Regions from separate parts of the Mus musculus genome. Here region 1 is linked to region 2. A link is a contact called in ENCODE Hi-C or POLR2A ChIA-PET data. All regions are on one chromosome and are shown on one strand. Each heading gives the region's core, a stretch centred on a gene start or an enhancer-like site at or near the end of the contact. The rest is flanking DNA. Distances are from core to core; before and after follow the strand shown.

Region 1 (5,184 bases), core at 1,723-4,222, 40 kb after region 2:
CCTTTCAAGTGCTGGGATTAAAGGTGTGCGCCACCAGGTCTAGTTCAATACGTAACGTTTAGTTTAACCTAGTAGCAAATTTTGTAAAGGTCTGGCAATCACAGCCATAGCAAATTTAGTCCTATGCCCATTTGTGTGGAGCACGTAGTTTTCACCCTTACAAATGTTGAAAAAAAATAACAACCCTGCCAGGCGTGGTGGCACACGCCTTTAATCCCAGCACTCAGGAGGCAGAGGCAGGCGGATTTCTGAGTTCGAGGCCAGCCTGGTCTACAAAGTGAGTTCCAGGACAGCCAGGGCTATAAAGAGAAACCCTGTCTCAAAAACAAAAACAAGACAAAACAAAACAAAAAAAAACCCCAAAAATAACAACCCAAGTCCTCTGTAAGAGCAGCAAGTATTCTTAAGCACTGGCCTTTACCACTCGAACGTTGATCATTTAAACCAAAGGTCAGCACAGCTTTTCAGGAAAGGATCACATAGAAACATTGGAGACCAAGCAGGATTTCCAGCCTCTGCGGCAGCTACACTGAAAATTAATTCTGTACGTTTTCAAAATGTACTGGGCATTATGGTACATATCTTTAATCTCAACACTTGCGAAGCAGAGACTGGCAGATCTCTGTGAGTTTGAGGCCAGCCTGATCTACACAGAGAGTTCCAGGACAGCCTAGGCTACATAGAGAATCTGTTTTTTCAACATTTGTTAGGGTGAAAGCTACACACTCCATACAAATGTCTGTGTCTGCTAAACCTTTGCAAAATTTACTCGTATGTTACACTAAAAGTGAAGTTTTGTTTTAATTGAGAGAAAGGCAAGAGGATAAAGAGTCTGAGCCTGTACTACATACTGAGATCTATCTAAAAACAAAACAAAAAAAAAAAAAAACCAAAACAAAAACAAAACTAAAACCAAAAGACAGGGCAGGTGAGATGTCTCAGTGGCCATCAGCTCCTGCCACATAAGCATAATGACACACACACACGTACACACACACAAATTTTAAAAAAGTAAAAATCCTCCCAGAAAACAAAACTTTAGAAATCTGTATCAGTAACTTGATTATATATTAAGTTGTCCTTATGAATTGCTTACGAAAAGTCTCTTACATGTTTGTAAATACACAAATATCCACTACAGCAAGATTCCTTGTTATCAATACATTATCATGGCTTTCAAAATTTTTTTGAAGCCTTTCACATTTAATTCTTATTTTTCTGGAATAGAAAGAGATGAAACATTGGGGAAAGACTGTAACCATTTTAGTTAGTTTTGTTTTCTGTTTTGTTTTGAGACAGTGTGATAGTTTGTATATCCTTGGACCAGGGAGTGGCACCATCTGAAGGTGTGGCCTTGTTGGAATAGGTTTGACCTGGTTGGAATGGGTGTGTCACTGTGGGTGTGGGCATAAGATCCTCACCCTAGTTGCTGGAAGTCAGTCTTCCACTAGCAGCCTTTGGATGAAGGCATAGAACTCTCAGCTCCTCCTGTGCCATGCCTGCCTGGATACTGCCATGCTCTCACCTTGATGATAATGGACTGAACCTCTAAACCTGTAAGCCAGCCCCAATTAAATGTTGTTTTTTATAAGACTTGCTTTGGTCATGGTGTCTGTTCAAAGCAGTAAAACCCTAACTAAGACAGACAGGATTTCTCAGTGTAGCCCTGGCTGTCCTGAAACTTGCTTTGTTGATCAGACTGGCCTCAAACTCACAGAGTGAGTGCCAGTGCCTCTGACTCCAGAGTGCTGAGATTAAAGGTGAGCATCATCGTGCCCTGATGCAGATATTGATTTAATCAACTGAGATAACTTCCTGTCAGGTTTGGCGGAACTTGAGATTTACAGTTGAAGACAAGTGGATTCTACTGGCCTCCTTTTTCCAAGTACTTTTAGGGACCTGAAAACTTGGACATTTATTTTGGACACACACAGTTTACATGGTACACACAGTTTACATGGTACACGGAGCTGCTTGGATAGGTTTCCATCCATTCCTTTGTTTAGATGATTAGTCACATCTCTGGGTTTAGCTTTTTTTTTTTTCTAAACTTTATTTTATTGTGGTGCCCTGTGCACTTGGAGGTCAGAAGACAACTTTGTGGAGCCTGGATGAAACTCAGGTATCCATGCTTGCTTGGTAGTACCTTTATTATTTAAGCCATTTCATTGGCTCCTGCACCCAACCTTTTTTTTTTTTTTGGTAGGGGAATCTCAAAAATACTTTATAGGTAAGTATATGCATTTATTGTCAAAGACCTTTATCTTATTGGGACTTTGTACTCTTCTGTATTCCTAGGGTATTTAAAATGACAACTTATATTTGGATCACTTACATTTTGCCGTGGAACTTGTCACATCTCACATAGAAGCTAATTTTTCATTTCTTTTCTTTCTTTTTATTGGCTTTTTTTGAGACATCGTCTCTATACAGTTCTGACTCTCATGGAAATTACTATGTAGACCAGCTGGTGTCGAACTCACAGAGATCCACTTGCCTCTACCACTGAGTGTTGGGACTTAAAAGGGGTTTGCCCCCACACCCAGTTTAAAGCCACCTTTTAAATGCTTCTTATGGGTGAAACAATTGCAATTTGTACATGTATATGTGTACGTATACATACACTCACACACACAATCTTGCAGAGGAGGAAAATGAATCTTACAGAATTTGATTACTTTGATCCAGTTTAAAGGAGGCAATGTGCTTTTACCAGAGGAGCTGAATTCCAGTTTCCACACCTTCCCCCCTCCCAACTTCCTCTTCCGGTTCCTGCTTGTCCATTGTTCAGTGAAGCCGGAGGGCACTAACTACAAGGAAACTGTTCTTCCTCAATCTCACCCTCTTCCCTCCTCCCCTCTCTACCCTTTGGGTCTCCGCACCGCCTTGCCCAGGAGTTAAGCCTTAAAGAGTGCAGGAAGAACTACATTTCCCAGAGTGCCTCGCGAGTCACCGTCCTCCAACCAGAGCTCTCCAGACGGCGCCATTTCTGAGGCAGGAGTGGTAGTGCGGCCTGTGATCATGGCGCTGTTCCCGGCTTTTGCGGACGTAAGTGAGGCCTCCGGTGATGGGGCATTCAGGAAAGGTAAGCACCCCAAAAGAGTCGAAAAAGACATCCATTAAATTAATGGCAGATTTTCGGGCCTGGGTCATGGCCTTTTTTCTTTGCTTTGTTTATCCACCTGTATCCCAGAGTTCTCCGCGGCGCTGCAAAGCCTTCTGGGTCTTGTCTGAAGTGTAGGGCCAGAGGCTCTTTCAGGCGCTACGGTGGTCAAGTAAGCGGAGGGGAAACTAAGCCTACGATGATGTCTGGCGCTAACATTACCGTATTTTTGGACTTCATTCTCCTAGAAGCTGCAATGATACAACTCCATTGCAAAAGAAACCCTCTTAAAATACTTGCAATTGTGGTTGGCGTAATTCTGATTTTTCCTTACTAAATTGTAACCGTCAACAAATTCCGAGACTGTCTATTCATTGTAGCACACTTATTAGAAACACAGGCCCAAAATATAGACGTATTCAATAAGTGTGTCAGGATTGATAATGCAACCTGTTGCATGAACGAAACTAAGTAACAACAGCAACAAATCAGTATAAGGTAGTATGCTACAAATGTCATAGATGAGCCACAGTCAACCATAAAAATGAAACGTTCAGAATTTTGGAATGGTCTTCAAGAGGATATGATTTGTATAGATAAGAATTCAGGGACCTTCAAGGGGCTGTGGAAGAGAAGCATGGGATTAGAGAACTGGGTGCGTATTTTAAATGCTAAGACAAGTGTCAGCTATAATGAAGTTAACCATGGCAGGTAAATGCAGAAAATACATCTAATACTGAAAGTGTACGGTCAAGTTGAAGGGCTGGCAGTGGTGGCATACACCATTAATTTCAGCACTTGGGAGGCAGAGGCAGGTGGATCTCTGAATTCAAGCTCAGCTTGATCTACGTAGTGAATTCTTGGACAGCCTGGGCCACAACATAGAGAGACCCTAATCTCAAAAAAGACCAAACCAAAACAAAATATAGTTAAGAAAATTAACTATATATTATTTAACTATGAGTTACTGTTCAGCTTTCTTTACGGTTGGTTTGCTTATAGGGATCCAAAAGAAGTCAGAATTCTCTCTCTCTCTCCTTTCTCTCTCTTCTTTCTCTCTGTCTTCCTTTTCTCTCTGTCTTCTCTCTCTCTCTCTCTCTGAGAGAGGGGGTGTACTGGCTGGTTTTGTGTGTCAACTTGACACAAGCTGGAGTTATCACAGAGAATGGAGCCTCCCTTGAGGAAAGGCCTCCATGAGATCCAGCTGTAAGGCATTTTCTCAGTTAGTGATCAAGGGTGGGAGGATCCATTGTGGGTGGTGCCATCCCTGGGCTGGTAGTCTTGAGTTCTATAAGAGAGCAAGCTGAGCAAGCCAGTAAGAAACATCCCTCCATGGCCTCTGCATCAGCTCCTGCTTCCTGACCTGCTTGAGTTCCAGTCCTGACTTCCTTGGTGATGAACAGCAGTGTGGAAGTGTAAGCTGAATAAACCCTTTCCTTCCCAGCTTGCTTCTCGGTCATGTCTGTGCAGGACTAGAGACCCTGACTAAGACAGAGAGTTGGCCAGAAACCCACAGAGATCTGCCTTCCTAGTGTTGGGATTAAAGGCAAGTGCTCCCATGTCCAGGCACACTGCATTTTCTGCATGTACCCGTAGGTCCCCTTGAGTATGAAACAGTTTCTCTGCTCTTGTATTTTCTCAGGTGATATATTTGTTGAGGAAGCTGGTTATCCATCCTGAAGATGTTTCCCGCTAAATCTTCCTGTAACTTGCTCCTTTATTTATCCATCCCATTATTTCCTGGGAACTGATAATTAGATTTAAAGAGCCGATAAGATCTAGCTATATACTTTTTGTTGTTGAGGGTAGCTTGTTTGGAGTGCTGCACAAATATTAAGTCCTATCAGGAGGGTCCAATCTTTGATTTCAGTGATATTAAGGGGGTCCGTGTTGGGCATCAGATCCCCTGGGATTAGAGTTAAGATGGTTGTGAGCCTCCATGTAGATGCTGGAAATCAAACCTTGGTCCTTTGAAGAACAACCAGTGTGCTTAATCACTGACCCGTCTTTCCAACCATGCCATTACACCTTCATCTGATAATTTTGCAGTGATGTTTTTTATATTCTTGTGACAGGGTCTC
Region 2 (5,480 bases), core at 324-2,823:
ACAACGACTCCCCCACCTCAACCCCAAGTCATTCTGGCTTTGGGTCAAAGGCGTTCCAGAACCTGCCGAGAACGACCTAGCCACCTTGCCAGGGCTGAAGGTGCTGCTGGTGATGTCAGCTCTGCCTGGCGAGGGAGAAGGGGGCTACGGCACACGCACACGGCCAACCACATATTCGCATCTGGCAATCCAGAGGCGGCAGAGAAAGCGGAAACGTACAGATGGGCATCTCCCTGCCGCCCAGGGAGCAGCGAGAGACAAGGGGCATGCCGGGCGAGGGGCCGCACTAGGGTGAAGACCCAAAGGGGCCCCAGGACCGTGGTGCTGCCTATCTCCAGCACCTCCCACCGCTCCTGCTCCCCCAGGCACTGAGCCTGCCGCCGCCTCCTCCCCAGCAGAAACTTTGCGTCTCTAATGGAAACCGAGGAGCGCGCCAACTCTCTCCTCCCCCGCCCTGCCGCCCCAATTAGCGCGAGCCGAGCACCTCCCGCGGGAAGGGGCCTCCCCGCGGACACGAGCGATCGCGCCCGTCTCGCGCGGCACCGGGAGGGGGACCGAGGTCGCACGGCCCAGCCACGCGCGCGGCCACCCTGCGGGGCCCCGCCCGGGCGCAGGGCGGCCGCTTCCGCCCTCTCCGCCCCCCAGCCTTCGCCTTCCTGCCCCCAACCCCACCCTTCCCCGGCTCCTTCCTTCCCAGCTCACGCCCGCGCCGCGCCCCCCGGGAGGAAGGAGGGGACCGCAAGCGAGGGGGGACTCCCGACTGGGCTGGTCAGGGGGTCTGAAGGTGGCTGAGGACACCCCGAGGCCGCGGTCCAAGCCCTGTACGTCTCCCGGCTCGCCGCGACCCATTCATTCTCCGCGGTCGGGGACTGACTACCGGGACGTCGCGGCCTGCCCCGCCCGGCTCCCCCGCCCCGCTGGCCCCGGCCGAGGCGCTGCGCTGCAGGCAGCCCGGGTGCGGCGCGTTGGATGCAGTGGGTGCGGGGCTGGCGGAGGGGGTGGATGCGGAAGGCCCCGGTGCAGCTGTGGCAGCGGCTCCAGCCCGCGCACAGCCCACTGTAGAGTCCAGCCCCAGAGGCGCCCAAAACTCAGAGGAGGTTCTCTGGCAGCCAGAGCGGAGATGCAAACCCGAAAATACATCCCCTTTCACTGCAGCTGCTGCGTAACACCTGGCAAAATGGGGTAGGGGGTAACCTCAACCAGGAAAAGGGGGAGACCCCAAGACTCAACTACAAATCTGTTCAGAAAGCTCGGGCAGCTGCTACGTCTGCCACTGCCGATCCCAACCTACCATGGTGCGAGCGAAGGAAGGAAGAACGGAGCAGGCGAGGGTGGCTGCACCAGCGCAGGGGCTGTGACCGCCGAGGTGCCTCCGCTTCTGCTGCTGCTAACGCGCTACCTGCGTTGTGCGCTGAGCCTCAGCCGCCGCCCGACTTCGAGTAACGGCACCACGGACACGAGACTCCCAGCACCACTGCCGTAGCGCGAGCCTGTGTGCCGCGATATATATACGGTGCGCGGTATCCCTCCGCCGCGGCAGTACCGCCTCGCGCAGGGCGGCGCTGCGGCAGCCGGACCTCACCGCAAGGCTCCGCCCCCCAGGCGCGCCCGGCGCGGCGGGCCCATTACGCGGGCAGGGGTCACTGGGGAGTCGGAGACCTGAGCGAGGGTGCTGGTCTGTTGCTGCAAGAGTCCTCTAGAGCTGGAATGCCTGCGTAGCGAAATCTGGGGGGCCGTCCCGGGCTTCCAGGCGCGTGTCCGTCACTCAGCCCCACTTCACCTGTGTGTCCCCCCTCCCACCACTCCTGGTGGCTTCGAGGTTGCAGAGCCACCAATCCTGGGTCCCCCACAGGGGAGGACCTGGAGGAGATCTAGGGGCTGAGGACAGCCGCGGGGAGGCGGAATCCAACCTTAGCTGTAGAGGCGAGAGGACTGTGTTGAGGACACGGTGGTTGGCCTTGGGGAAGAAATTGGTCAGATAATGTTACTTTTCTCATTTTGGAGAACTGTCCGAGGCACAGTTAGAAGCTCAGTTGCTAGGTCTGTGTGGTGTTGACACGCTCAACCAGTCTAGTTTTCGTGTTTTTACATACCTACTAAAATTTTAAAGATGCTTGAAGAGTTGTCCCTTGCTAGGTTTGTTCCTTATTTCCTGTGGCAAATTCTATTAGGCCTGCTTCCAAAATTAACGTAGTGAGCGGCTTATGTCGCCCTCAGAGCCCACGCTTTTGAGTTTTTCCTAATTGTCCTGGTCCTGGAAATTCATAAATTGATATATACAAAGAAGGGGAAAGATACACAGGATCACTCTGATTACAGCTGGAACTTGTGCAGCCAATTGATTCTAGTAGGGTGCTCCACTATCTTAATTACAATCTTAATTATAGTCCTTAAATAATGTTTTAACCTTTAAATTTACTATTCTTTGTTCTTCTGTAAACTAGGGTGGGGGTGGGGACAGGGACGACCAAAAACTGTTTCAGGTCTTAGTTTGGAGCCTGGAACTTAAAAGAAGAAGAAGAAAATCTTAACAAAATGCTGCAGTTTCGTTTCTTGCCAAGACAAAGCGCAGAATTTGATCTTTTGTTTGCAAGGCCAGGACAAGCTGCAGGTTGTTTCTTCTTTCAGAAATTGTGGCAAAATGTGTGATTAGCATGCTCCTCTCTGGAAAGACTAGTTACCTTTCTTTTCTGGCTTTGTCAAAGTTTGCAGATAGGTGTTTTAAAAGATTCAAAAATGTCCCTGAACATTGCAAACGCCAGAGGACTTCTTAGGATCACCTCAGACAGTATGTCAGCAGCTGTGGGACTGCGCTTCAATTTGTTCTTCCTAGAATGCTACAGAAAGGGTTAACCTGCTGTTTAAGGAGAAGCTGTAGCAGGCAGCCCCCCCCCCCCAAGGGTACTGCTGGCCCTCTTGCAAATGGTTTAAAAACCATTCACAGTCAGACACATAATATCCCTATGTTCACAGAAAAGAGACTAATAAAAATTCAGTTTAAAGCATAGTCAATAATCCAATGAATTACAGGTCTACATAGCCAAGCTCATTATTATAACTAATGATTACTAAAGGAATTTGGATTTTTTTTTTTTGTCAGACTTCCTAAGGAAGTTAGCTAAGTGCATTTTAACATTTGGTATGCAGTGACAAGGGAGAAATGATGTCCTAAAAATGAAAATATGTTTAATTACTGGGGTCCTTTTGTTTCTGGTAGTCTTCCATCCCTTATAGTTATTTTGGTTACATAGCTACAATCTATGGTTTTGCAAAACCTGTCCAATACTTTCCTGTGTCATTTAACAAATTCACTGAATAAAGTGCTCTGAAACCTTTTCATGACTTTACTTGCTAAGTGCTATTCACCTTAGGATTATCTTAATCATCATAGAACAATTTTCTGTTTGTTTATATTTTACAAATGAGTGCTCTTTTGGAATTCTTTAACATATCAAAGCGCGTCTTAGCTTTCAAGTGTAGTGGGTTTGTAATGAGGTCATGCTTTGCACAGTTTTATGGCTAGTTTCACACACTGAAATATAAGAAGGTCAAGTGACTTGCCCAGGATCTTCCTGTGAGGCGGTGATTGGGCATAAACTAGAGCGTGAGCCTTTGCTCAGGGCTCTAATATTAGATTGTATATTAGTGAAATCAGTATCTGAAAATTTAAAGATACAATGTTAGAGACTTGACTACTTCATACGTCAGGTTTTCTGTCTGACAACATAGGTCCACTGAATGTTCGTGTCCCAGTGAATTAATGTCTTAATTTATGAAGAGGTCAGCGATTTTTAAAAGCCACATAAAAATGCCATAATATACTAAGAACCCAAAAGCCTATGGAACATTCTGTGATATTTAAAGAAAGTAGTTCTATGTGAAATTATTTAAATTAAATCATGCTAGATAGAAGAGAAGGAAGAAGAATGCAGCCCTGGGCCAGGAATCTCGACCACCCTGTGCCAAGCCTCAGGTCCTCTCAGTAACAATCCAGCTTTCACGCTGCTCAAACCAGTACCACGTGGGAGGCTCGTAAGCATTGCCAAGCTCAGCTGCCAGCTTGTGGCGCAGCCTTGGCCCCTCTGGACCACAGCTTCTGTGTGCTGACACGAAGGAATTACTTCCAGAAGGCTTTTACCTCAGCAAGCCGGGTGTCTTCTATAATCACAGCTGATTTTTCTGTCCTACATGAGCAGTACTCATTGTCCAAGTGAAGCAAAGACTTCACTTCCACAGACCCTTTTTTAAAGTTTTAGATTTATTTATTGTACTTTATATGCATATGTGTGTCCCAGGTCTGTTGGATTCCCTGTAATTGAGGTTATAGATGGGTGTGAGCCACCATGCGGGTTCCCAGAATCGAACCCAGGTTCCTCTACGAGAGCAAGTACTGCTGAGCCATCTCTCTAGCCCTTCCAAAGGGTCTTAATTCAAATATATCGCATGAACGACCCTGGTAACATCTCTGAGTGGCACAGTTCCCTCTGGACCTTTCCAGGCCAGGCCTCCATCATCTACATTTATTTCAGTCATCTTGTCTTCCAAGTTCTTAGAGAAAAGTCCACTAAATACTGAGGGCTTAACAGGTTTTCCAGCTTAAAGTTCCAAATGTTTCCATACCTTCCCCAAAGCCATATACAACACAACACAATGGAGTCAGCGATAGGGAGCCAGGACACAGAGAAATAACTGGCTCGTCTTGGACCTCATTATCTCTATGCTTTGACCAACTGAACTCTTAAGTCACAAGCAGCTGTTGGTTATAGAGACATAGGAACCCAGTGCATGCTTTGAGAGAGTAAAATGTCCAACGGGATAAGATCTTAGTTTTATGCTTTCAGTTAAAACAACTGAACGAAAAACGATGCCTATCCGTGAGCATGAGCCAAAGGGTGATGTCATAGTTAATTTCATCCTTCCACTTGATTCAAACTTAGAGTCACCTGGGAAGAGAGAACTTCAACTGAAGAACTGCCCAAATCAGACTGATATGTGGCCGTCTCTGTGAGGCATTTTCTTAATTTGTGGTTGATGCAGGAGGGTTTCAGCCTGCTATGGGTGGTGCCATCCCTAGGCAGGTGGGCCTGGGCCACCTAGGAACCTTAGCTAAGCACTAAGCTGGCTGGGGTGAGGAAGCACACTGGTAACCAGCGTGCATCCTTTGGCTTCTGCCTTGAGCTCCTGCCTAGGAGCTTCTCTGATGGACTATATAACCAGTAAGCTAAAGTAAACCCTTTCCTGCCCCAGTTTATTTTGGTTGTGGTATTTACTGCAGCAATAGAAAACAAACTAGAACAGATATTGGTAACTAAGTGAGGGATTTTGCTGTGAAGAATCTGTGTTAGCTTTGGGGAATGTATGAAAGCATCTGAAACTCAAACAGACTGAATTCAAGCTCCTTTGAAAAGAGGCATCTGACAGATTGTGTAATGTAGGGGTTTTTTGTTTTTGTTTTGTTTTGTTTAGCTTTTTTGAGAGTC

The links. A loop is a pair of places that touch in the nucleus more often than their neighbours do. ChIA-PET counts read pairs that join two places held with the same protein, here RNA polymerase II (POLR2A).
Region 1: a map of heart shows a loop between it and region 2 (6-fold over the local background). The contact joins the promoter of Nrde2 here to the promoter of Calm1 in region 2. A Hi-C loop is called at or near these places in 9 of 37 maps with a recorded cell type or tissue (gastrocnemius, heart and left cerebral cortex). POLR2A ChIA-PET finds 5 or more read pairs at or near these places in 4 of 5 experiments (Patski and embryonic stem cell).

Annotation. Positions count from the first base shown.
Region 1 is chr12:100,157,441-100,162,624 of GRCm38, reverse strand. It overlaps Nrde2 (nrde-2 necessary for RNA interference, domain containing), which reads left to right and starts at 2,972. Exons shown (of 14, transcript NM_001290303.1): 1 at 2,972-3,085. The coding sequence starts at 3,022.
Region 2 is chr12:100,195,528-100,201,007 of GRCm38, reverse strand. Calm1 (calmodulin 1) reads right to left here and starts at 1,573. Exons shown (of 6, transcript NM_009790.5): 1 at 1,292-1,573. The coding sequence starts at 1,294.